Regions from separate parts of the Mus musculus genome. Here region 2 is linked to region 1. A link is a loop called in an ENCODE intact Hi-C map of the cell type or tissue named here. Cell type or tissue: heart. All regions are shown on one strand. Links, peaks and the distances in the headings refer to the core of each region. The heading gives the core; the rest is flanking DNA. Region 1 holds the start of Polr2g (polymerase (RNA) II (DNA directed) polypeptide G). Region 2 holds the start of Ubxn1 (UBX domain protein 1).

Region 1 (5,375 bases), core at 321-5,320:
CCCTGCCTCAAAAACAAAAGTACAAAACTGACAGCCAGGACTACACAGAGAAACCCTGTCTCTAAAAACAAAAACAAACAAACAAACAAAAAATCAAACCAACCAACCAACCAACCAAACAAACAAACAAAAAACCTGCTGGGTAGTGGTGGCACATGCCTTTAACTTGAGAGGCAGAGGCAGGTGGATTTCTGAGTTCGAGGCCAGCCTGGTCTACAGAGTGAGTTCCAGGAGAGCCAGGGCTACACAGAGAAACCCTGTCTCAAAAAAAAAAAAAAAAAAAAAAAAAAAAGAAAAGAAAAGAAAAGAAAAGAAAAAAGAAAACCCTAAAACCAGAAAAGAAAAACCAAAAAACTAAGATAAAATGAATCTTAACAACAACAAAAGACTTAAGGCAACTAGTAAGTGGACTAGGGACTGAACCCTCACCTTAGGAAATACCCCATAACCTTTCTATGAATAATACTCTTACCTTGTTGACCTGAGTGACCACAGCATCCACCACTTCACCTTTAAAGGGCCGGAAAACAATAGCTTTGTATTTCACTGGATAAAGAACAAAACCTCGGCCTGGCTGGATCACACCAGCACCAATATTGTCGATGGTGGTGACAGCAATTACAAAGCCATATCTGCATGAAAAATGAAAGAAGACAGCTATGTGAAGAGCCTCTGAAAAGCCACCAGCAATAAGAGTCTCTGTGTGAAAGAACCTCTGTTCAGATGGTTCATTGATCAAGAAGAGACAGGACACAGATTAGCACCTAAATATATATATATATATATACACACACACACACACACACACACACATATATATGTTTTTTCGAGACAGAGTTTCTCTGTGTAGCGCTGGCTGTCCTGGAACTCACTCTTTAGACCAGGCTGGCCTTGAACTCAGAAATCCACCTGCCTCTGCCTCCCAAGTGCTGGAATTAAAGGCATGCGCCACCCCCGACCAGCTTAGCACATGAAATATTAAATGATGCTCTCATGATGGTACAGTAAATGCCCAAGAAGGCCTAGATATGCTGACATACACCTATTCTCTCAGTACCATGTAGGCTAAGGCAGGAGGACTTGCCAGGGTCAAAGCTGAGACAGGTCTTTCAAAAACCACAAACGAGTCAGAGAATTGTGATGAAAGCCTTTAATGTCAGCACTCAGTGGCAGGCAGATCTCTGAATTAGAGCCCAGCTTGGTCCACATAGTGAGGCCATCTCAAAACTCAAAAACATTTGCATAATAACGGTCTTATCTCACATAAGGGAAGAAAATTTTCTTTAGTAGCTTTTCAGAGTGTCTAAAACAGGCAAAAACTGGCTGCTTCAGGTGCCTGGAGGGGTGAAAGGGTTCCTCAGAGTAAGCGACAAGCCCTGACAGAAGGAGTTAAGAAGAGGTTAGAGACTAGCGCCATTGTGCGTGCATTCAGCAGACCTCTCTGTGAAGCAGAAACTCACTTCCCAGTGCAGGTCCCCTCCACCTCGGTAAACAGCTTCTGCTTCACCGTGTTGAGCAAGTTTGGACCGAAGTATCGTGGGTGCAGGAGGATCTCGTGCTCCAGGGAAATCTGCAGAGAAAGGAAGATGGAGACTCAGCCAGCCACATTGAGGACAGGAGGCGACCTGTCGGCCCTTCCGGGCCTCCAGGATCCTCCTGTGACTGCCCCTCACAGTTACCCCGCATCCAGCTCACGTGATAAAACATCTTCTGCAGAAGCTTGGCCCGCAGCGCCCAGAACTTCCCACGCAGAGACCTCTCCGGAAGCACTTGCAGAAGTCCCACCACTTCTCTGCGGTCGCTTCCGCAGCGCTGATTGAGTCTTAACGTCATGGGCGGGGATACATGAAGCCCCGCCCCTCAGGCCTGCCCACCACCGTTCATACTCCCCTCCTACTTAAAGCAAATTCTAGGACAGCCGGGATTACAGAGAAAAACCCGGCCTCGAAGAACCAAAGCCAAAACTAAAACCAAAACCAAAACCAAAACCAAAACCAAAACCAAAACCAACCAAAAAATGTGAGTTATTTTAGGTCTGACTTTTACCACATGCCCTTAAACCCAGCCGTGGCAAACAGATCTCTAAACTTAAGGCTAAGCCACAGCTACAAAGTGAGTTCCAGGGTAACCTGGGCTGTGTATACAACCCTGTAAAACATTTACACATATTTAAAAAAAACCAAAAAATTATTATTATTTAATTTGGGGGCTGAAGAAATAGCTCAGTCCTTAAGAGCACTTGCTCCTCTTGCAGAGGTCCAGGATTTAATTCCCAGCACCCACAGGGTAGCTCACACTCTTCTTTGTAACTCCAGCTCAGGGAGAGCTGACATCCTCTTCTGGCTTCCTTCAGCACTGCATGTGAGTGGTACCCAAACACACATACAGGCAGAACACCCATGCTTGTAAAATAAAAAGAAAGGCTAGGCAGCTGGGGATATGATTGTTCTTCCAAAGGATCCAGGTTTGATTCCCAGCACAAGCATGCTGACTCAACTCTCTATCTATACTTCAATCCCAGGGGATCCAGTGCCCTCTGGCCTCCATGAACACAGCACCCTTGTGGTGAACAGACATAGCTGTAGCCAGAACACTCACACATATAAAATAAGAATAACGGTTTTTTTTTTTTTTACATGTAAATAAAAATAAAGCTCTCAAAGAGGACCTGAGTTCAGTTACTAACACTAGCATTTCACAACTCCAGCTCTAAGGGGACCTGAAATCTTCTCGTAGCCTCAGAAGGTACCAGTACTCATAGGCTCATACTCACACATAGGTAGCATACATTATTAAGTACACATAATTAAAAAGAAATCACTTAGCTGGGCATGATGGCGCACGCCTTTAATCCCAGCACTTGGAAGGCAGAGACAAGTGAATTTCTGAGTTTGAGGCCAGCCTGGTCTACAGAGTGAGTTCCAGGACAGCCAGGGGCACATAAACAAGGCTGTCTTAAAAAACAAAACAAAACAAAAAAACCCCAAAAAGACAGCAAACAAACAAAAAGATTATGTCTGCAGGCATGCACTAGGCTTACTTTCTTTTCTATTTGAGGGACAGGGTTTTATTATGTAGCCATGGACGGCCTGGAATTTGTTTTGTAGAGGAAGCTTGCCTTGAACTTTTAACAATTCTCTTGCCTTTTCTTTTGAAGTCCTGGGTAAAGTGGAAGCTTAAGGTTTGTCAGTTGTGTTGGAAGGTATTTTGCTGGAGCTAACACGTGAAGGAGTGTTTTCCTGAAGTGGACACAGGTGAAAGAGTAAGGCAGACTCATGAAGGAACATTTAGTTGAAGCAGACACAGGAGAGAGATGTACTGCTAAAGCAAGCACATGAAAGGACACGTGATAAAGGATTCTTTGCTAAAAACTGGCATGTATTGGCCTGCCTTCCATTGCACAGTTGAGTTGAATTTGTCAGGACTCCATAGGGAGAAATGCACCAAAAAACTTTTGGTGGTGTGCTGCAGTTTCTTGCTGCTTCTTCGGACTTGGGCTGATTGGCAGAGTGATGTCAGGTAAGACAGACGCATGTGCTGCGTCAAGACTCATGGAGAACATGTGATGTTTGGAGAGAGTATAAGTAGGACTCAGTGGATGGTGATAGAGGCTGAGCTAGGCTTGCTTCTAGAGCTAGCTATGCAATGCTTGTAGGTCTCAAGTCTGCTTATCTCATCCCTGAGAGAGGCACAGCCTAGAACTTTTCGTAGTGTTCCTCCTGGTCCCACCTGCTGACTTGTGCCAAGGCTGAGGCCTGGCTGTCTCTGCTAGGTCGTTCCACTGCTACTGATTCATGTTTGCTATCCTGACTCTCCCAAACTGGACTGCTGGTGTATCCATGAAGTGTTTGCGAGTGGATCCAGCTGCTGCTGCTAACCAATAAACTGAACTGCTGATTTCTGGACAATATAGACAAGATACTAAGATACTAAGATATTATCAGGACTCAGATAATAGAGAGAAGCTCAGGAGTGTTAGGTCATCCTTGGATACAAGAGCAAATATGAGGACAGCCTGTGTTAAGTGAGGGCTTGTCATTTTAAAGGAAAAAAAAAAAGGAGAAGGTACAGGGTGGGGGAAATGTTTCTTCAATACTGGTCACCATTGACCTGCCTATAGCTCCTGCTGGTGAGACATTGGCAGGAGCACTCTAAGTTCCAAGACAACCTGTGCTACATGTGGAAATCCTCTCAAGCAAACAAGAAGTAGCTCAATTGAAAAAATAAACAAAACTCCATTCGTGGAACTATTTCCAGGGACTCATGGTGCAGCTCTGGTGGCCTAGAACTCACTATATTGACCAGGTTGACTTTAAACTCTCAGAGATCTGCCTGCCTCTATTTCCCAAGTGTTGGGATTAAAAGAGCACATCACCTACACTTGGGTTTTATGCTGTCCAGGCTGTGCTGAAAGTTTGTTGTTCCGGCTGGCCTTGAAGTTCCGATGCTCTGTCTTCTACCTCCTGAACATATTGTGGACATGCACAACCACATGTGTATTATGGGACCAAACAGGACTATCTTTGGAGGCAAACTACCATCCTCCTCAGAACTTTAGCTGGGTCTGCAGGCAGAAGACCACCTCAGCTGTGCTTGCTGACTGTTGACTTTCCCTTATAGGATGAGGGGCTGTGGAGGGTCATGAGACCCTCACTTGAGTATCCAGTCACTTCCCTCAACCAGTTCCCTAATTGCACATGACCCCAGGATCTCCAGGGCTGGGTGTGTGTGTAATATATATATTACATATATTACCTGATTGATATACATATATATATATATATATATATATATATATATATATATATATATATATATATATATATATATATATATATATACCCAGAATTCTATAGGTGGAGAATGACTTAGGGAGGGAGCTCCATCTATATGGCTACAGGAACATTATGCTGGGTAAACCCTTTAGCCAGGGACTTCTGAAGTGGCTCACCCACACTCCTGTAAGTAACCCCTCACCTAGGCTCTGTAAGAAAGGCCAATAAGTTCTCAGGGGCCCAAGGTACTAGTGGCATAGTACCTTGGTTTATCATTGGGACCTTACAGAAGAGTTTTTTGTTTTGTTTTGTTTTCTCTACTTATTGACTTTACATTCCGATCGCAGCCCCCCTCAGGGAAAAGATTTTAACAACACAGATATCCTTAGACTCTGTCCCATTTCTGTCCTTACTAGGGCTTGCCTAGAGAACAGTCCATCATCTTCATAGAGTTAGAGGTAGTTACTAACACCACTACTGAGCCTGAACTAGTGGCGCATCCTGTAATTTTCGAGGACCAGATCTGCAAGAGTGAACTGCACTTTTGGGAGGTGTGGCTTACTGCCCACTGTTTCGGCAGAGCTTGGTCTAGACGTGGGC
Region 2 (5,375 bases), core at 222-5,221, 72 kb after region 1:
CCGTCATGACCCAGGTTAGCCTGAGCAGAACCGCCATGACCCAGGTTAGCCCAAGCAGAACTGCCATGACCCAGGTTAGCCTGAGCAGAACTGCCATGACCTGGGTTAGCCCAAGCAGAACAGCCAACTGGGGCTGCATATGAGCGCAGAAGATCCTGGCAGTAGAAGAAAAATAAACAAAAAAAGCGCAGGTGGTGGTGGCTCACCCCTTTAATCCCAACGCTTGGAAAGCAGAAATAGGTAGATCTCTCTAAATTCAAGGCCAGCCAGGGATACACAGAAAAATCCTGTCTTGAAAAACCGATGAAGAGAAAAAAAGAGCCATGTAGGCGATCAAAGCTCGGTAGTCTAAAGAAATGAGAAATGCTATAGAGCTACCTAAGGTGAGGGAAGAGTCAGGACATTTTGGGCAGAGAGCCGGTACTGCAAGCCCAGAGGACCAAGGCCTGTTTTATATCATGTACAGAGTAGCTGGACAAGACATTGCACAGCAACACTAGCACGTACATACTGTCCAGCCAAGTATCACTGTCACTATCACTTATCCTGCTCTCAAACTAAAACCGTGCACCAAGATCCCTTTGGCAATAGATCCCCTTCAACAGTGTGAGCAGGTCCAAGTATGAATTATCTATGGCTCCTGATAAACACTGCTGTACACCTTGATTTCAAAAGTTGTTTTGGGAGAGGGGATAGATGGGAGACAGGGTCTTACTATGTGAATCTGACTGTCCTGGAATTCCCTCTGTAGACCATACGGCCTTGAGCTCAGAGTTCAACTGCCTTTGTCACCCAAGTACTGGGATCAAAGGTGTGCACTACCACATCCAGCCTCATTTTTCCTTTTAGTTATGATCACATTTATTGACGTATGATGGAAGTGGAGCCTGCATGTCATCCTTGTTGGTTAAGCGTCAGGGGACAAAAGTACTACGTGGAGAAGCAGGTTCTCGTCTTCCAACGAGGGTTGCAGAGATCCAGCTCAGGTGTCTTACCAACTGAACCATCTCAAAGGCCTAAGATTTGGGTTTTTGAGGTCTCATAGAGACCAGGGTATTCTGAAATCAAGATTTAATTTAAGGGCGGCTCAGTGGTTAAGAGCACTGGCTGCTCTTCCGAAGGTCCCGAGTTCAAATCCCAGCAACCATATGGTGGCTCGCAAACATATGCAATGAGACCTGATGCCCTCTTCTGGTGTGTCTGAAAATAGCTACAGTGTACTTACATGGAATAAATATAAATCTTTTTTTAAAAAAAGAAAGGTTTTAAGATAGCTGGGCAAGCCAGGCGTGGTGAGACACCCCTTTAATCCCATCACTCAGGAGGCAGAGGCAGGTGGATTTCTGAGTTCGAGGCCAGCCTCATCTACAAAGTGAGTTCCAGGACAGCCAGGGCTACACAGAGAAACCCTGTCTCGAAAAACCAAAAACGAAAAAAAAAAAAAAAAAAAAAAAAAAAAAAAAGATAGCTGGGCAAGATGTTTCTGGCCTTTGATCCCTGCACTCTGGATGGCAGAGGCAGACTGATATTTGAGTTTGAGATCAGTCTCTAAAGCCAGATCCATTTAGAAAGTTCCAGAACAGCCAAGGCTTCATAATGAGATCTTGTCTCAAAAAACAAAGACAGTGATAACAATGATGATGAACATAGACTCAAGCATGCTAGACCAAATCACCACTAGACCTACTCCCTAGACTCTGATAAATAACTTACTAATAATATATATAAGAGTTATTCTCCTCCCAACTTCTTTTACATACATCACCGATGGGTGTGGTGGCACACAACTTTAGTCCTGGCACTTGGAAGACTGAGGCAGGCAGATTTTTCTGAGTTTGAGGCCTGTCTGGTCTTGGTGCCAAAAGACAGAAAGAGAAGTAAAAGAGAAAACGGAAAATTAAAAAATGCAAGGAGGTGGTGGCGACACACTCTGATCCCAGTACTGCGCTCCGGAGGCAGAGGCAAGTGGATCTCATTGGATTGCAGGCCAGCCTGGTCTACAGCGCGAGTTCCAGGACAGCCAGGACTATGCAGAGAAATCCTGTCTCAAAACACCAAAAGGAAAGAAAGAGAGAGAAAGACAGAAAGAGAGGGAGAGAGAGATAAACTTTTACTGTTTATCATGAACGCCCCGACTCGTGTGCTTAGGTCAGAGGACAACTAACAGGAATCCTTTTTCCTCTGTGCTCAACCTCGTGGGTCTTAGGAATCGAACTCACATAATTAGGCTTGAAGGCAGGTGCTTTTACCCGCCGATCCATAGCCAGGCTCTCTTTTAGAATCCTAAAAGCCTGCAAACCGGCTCAAGCCTGTCTGGAGCTTCTTCCCCGTGGGTGGGTCTCCTTCCTGTCAGTTGTCCCTCCTCAAAGTCCCCGCCCACCAGGAAGGACATTTCTGGCTCTCTTCGGCACCCGTCCACCCTGCCTCCACGTGACACAAACAGACCGGGCACTTCCGCTTCCCCTCCGCTCTCCCCACTCACTGTCTACTCCCCCCTCGTCCCTGGGTCTCCCGCCCCGTGAGTTAGCGAGCGCCGGGAGGGCGGCGTCGCGGGCGGAGTCGCCCCGGGCTGACCCTTGCGGTCTTCCTTCTGGTCCCCGCAGGTCCCCGCGGAGGCGGAGGCGGGCGCCATGGCGGAGCTGACGGCTCTGGAGAGCCTCATCGAGATGGGCTTTCCCAGGGGACGCGCGTAAGGGAGCCTCCCCCTAGCCGGTGGTGGGAGGCCGCGGGCCTGGCCGGCCTGACTGTCACCATGGCTGGTGGGCGCTATTCACGGTGTTTCTGCCCCCAGGGAGAAGGCTCTGGCCCTCACAGGGAACCAGGGCATCGAGGCTGCGATGGATTGGTGAGCGGGCGACCCGCACGGGTGGCGGGAGTTTGGGAGCCGCTGGGCAAGGTGGCCTCCAGGCTAACCAACCCCTGCCTACTTTCTCCGCGCAGGCTGATGGAGCATGAAGACGACCCCGATGTGGATGAGCCTCTGGAGACTCCCCTCAGCCATGTCCTGGGACGAGAACCCACGCCCTCAGAGCAAGTTGGCCCTGAAGGTCCTGACTGGGAGACATCTTGTGATTCTAGAGACCTTGAAAGGGCCCCGAGAAAATCAGAATGATCTTATTCTAAATACTAATCCTGGTTGCTTGTTTGCAGGCTCTGGGTCTGCTGCTGGAGAAAGCAGACCCATTTTGACTGAAGAGGAGAGACAAGAACAGACCAAGAGGTGACTGGCAAGTTCAGTGTGTGTGTGTGTGTGTGTGTTTTGTTTGGAGTCTGCCTAACTCTTGCCCAGGCTGAACTCCGGATCCTCCTGCCTCCGCCTCCAGAGTGCTGAGATGTGGCCTTCACTGTGCCTTGCATTATTTTTTTGAGACGCAGTCCAGCTGTGTACCTCAGGCTGCGCTGGAACCCCGTATGCGGCCTAGGCTAAATTCGAAGCCACATTCTTCTAGTGCTGGGATTACAGGCCTGGGCCACCATAGCCCAGTGACACACTTTACCAAGGGTCATGGGTCATCTTCCTTCCTCTCAAATACAAACAAGTCTGATCATAGAACCTGACCTTTCCGGTTTTGAGGGTGTGCTGCAAGTCACCAGGAAACATCTCACATAGCTCAGGACTGGTCTCAAACTCCTGTGTGGCTGCAGATTCCCCTGAAATCCCAACTCTCTTGCCTCTCCTTTGCAAATGCAGGGATTATAGATATGCATCACTATGCCCTTTCTTTAAAAACAAAACCAACAACAACAATAAGAAAAACCCACGCTGGGCGTGGTGGTGCACGCCTTTAATCCCAGCACTCGGAGGCAGAGGCAGGCGGATTTCTGAGTTCGAGGCCAGCCTGGTCTACAAGGTGAGCTCCAGGACAGCCAGGGCTAAACAGAAAAACCAAAAAAAAAAAAAAAGAAAGAAAGAAAGAAAAACCCACAAGGGTCTATGCATGATATATTGTGCTCTACCTTTAAACTACACTTTTTTTTTTTTTTTTTTGGCTTTGTTCTGTTTTTTTTTTTTTCTTCAAGCCAAGAGTCTCTATCCCTGACTGTCCTGGAACTGGCTCTGTAGACCAGGCTGGCCTCAAACTTGAGATTTACCTGTCTCTGCCTTCTGAACACTGAGAATAAAGGCGTGCACTGCTACCACCTAGCTTGTCCTCTTTGGTTTTTCAAGATAGGGTTTCTTTGTATAGTCCTGGCTGTCCTGGAACTAACTCTGTAGACCAGGCTGGCCTCGAACTCAGAAATCTGCCTGCCTCTGCCTTCCAAGTGCTGGGATTAAAGGCGTGTGTCACCAGGTCTGGCCCTGCTTGTCCTCTTTATATTACTGTTTTGGTTTTGTTTCCTTTCCTCTGTCTTGGAGCCCGTATTCCCTTATTTTGTTAATTTCTCAGTCTAAACTCACCTTCCCACTCCATGTCCAACTTTACCTCTTTCTTCTCTGCAAAACAGAATGTTGGAACTTGTGGCACAAAAGCAGCGGGAACGTGAAGAAAGAGAGGAGCGAGAAGCTTTAGAACGAGAAAAGCAGCGGAGGAGACAAGGGCAAGAGCTGTCAGTTGCACGACAGAAACTGCAGGAAGATGAGATGCGCCGGGCTGCGGAGGAGCGCAGGAGGGAAAAGGCTGAAGAGTTAGCTGCCAGGTCTGAAGTCTCATTGGTCGCTAATTGGGAAAGAAATGAAGATTTGCCTTGTCCATGTCTGACCTATTTTCTTCCTGTCTCTATTCTAGACAAAGGGTTCGAGAAAAAATTGAAAGGGACAAAGCAGAGAGAGCCAAGAAGGTGGGTGATTAGAAAGTCTGGGTATAGTGGAGTATGTGGGTTAATTTCCTTAAAGTGTGCTTAGCATGATTTTTTTGAGGCAATTTTACTCTAGCCCAGACTAGTGTCAGACTCATAGTATTCTCCTGCGTCAGCCTTCCAAGTACTCTAACTAAAAGCTGTGAACTGCCAAACCTCTGTGTGTGTGTGTGTGTGTGTGTGTGTGTGTTTGGCCCATGTACTGGAGGGTGACCCTTTATACATGCTAGACTAGTGTGCTCCCTCTGAGGTAGTGTTCCATTTTGTCTTTCAGTATGGTGGTAGTGTGGGTTCTCGGTCATCCCCACCAGCAACAGACCCAGGTCCTGTTCCTTCTTCTCCCAGCCAGGAGCCCCCTACTAAGCGGGAGTATGACCAGTGTCGTATACAGGTACTGTTTTCAAGTGACCGTCTTGCTTCTGGAATCCCGTGTTGGCTTATAAAGTGCCAGACAGCCCAGAGCTGTTCACGCTTAAGTCCCCTTTGCCAAATCTCTCCCTTCTTTGTACATGACTTTTGAAATCCTATCTCCTCTACTCTTTGGAAAGATCAAATTTCACCTGCCCATCTTATTTAAA

What was found. Hi-C counts contacts between places; a loop is a spot of excess contacts. Peaks named below come from ENCODE experiments on the same cell type or tissue, not always from the same donor. Only the 100,000 strongest peaks of a DNase experiment are listed, where the experiment ranks them.
Region 2: it touches region 1 in a loop (4-fold over the local background); 1 of 42 quality-filtered maps calls a loop at or near these places.

Annotation. Positions count from the first base shown.
Region 1 is chr19:8,796,764-8,802,138 of GRCm38, forward strand. Polr2g (polymerase (RNA) II (DNA directed) polypeptide G) reads right to left here and starts at 1,794. Exons shown (of 8, transcript NM_026329.2): 1 at 1,696-1,794; 2 at 1,461-1,570; 3 at 473-632. The coding sequence starts at 1,707. In heart, for the core only: a CTCF peak has its summit at 2,351; a DNase peak (open chromatin) is centred at 1,828; H3K4me3 peaks cover 2,016 bases; H3K27ac peaks cover 1,541 bases.
Region 2 is chr19:8,869,068-8,874,442 of GRCm38, forward strand. Ubxn1 (UBX domain protein 1) reads left to right here and starts at 2,481. Exons shown (of 9, transcript NM_001362044.1): 1 at 2,481-2,689; 2 at 2,792-2,845; 3 at 2,941-3,047; 4 at 3,151-3,220; 5 at 4,447-4,638; 6 at 4,728-4,779; 7 at 5,072-5,188. The coding sequence starts at 2,631. In heart, for the core only: no CTCF peak of the experiment used is centred there; a DNase peak (open chromatin) is centred at 2,424; H3K4me3 peaks cover 2,134 bases; H3K27ac peaks cover 2,002 bases.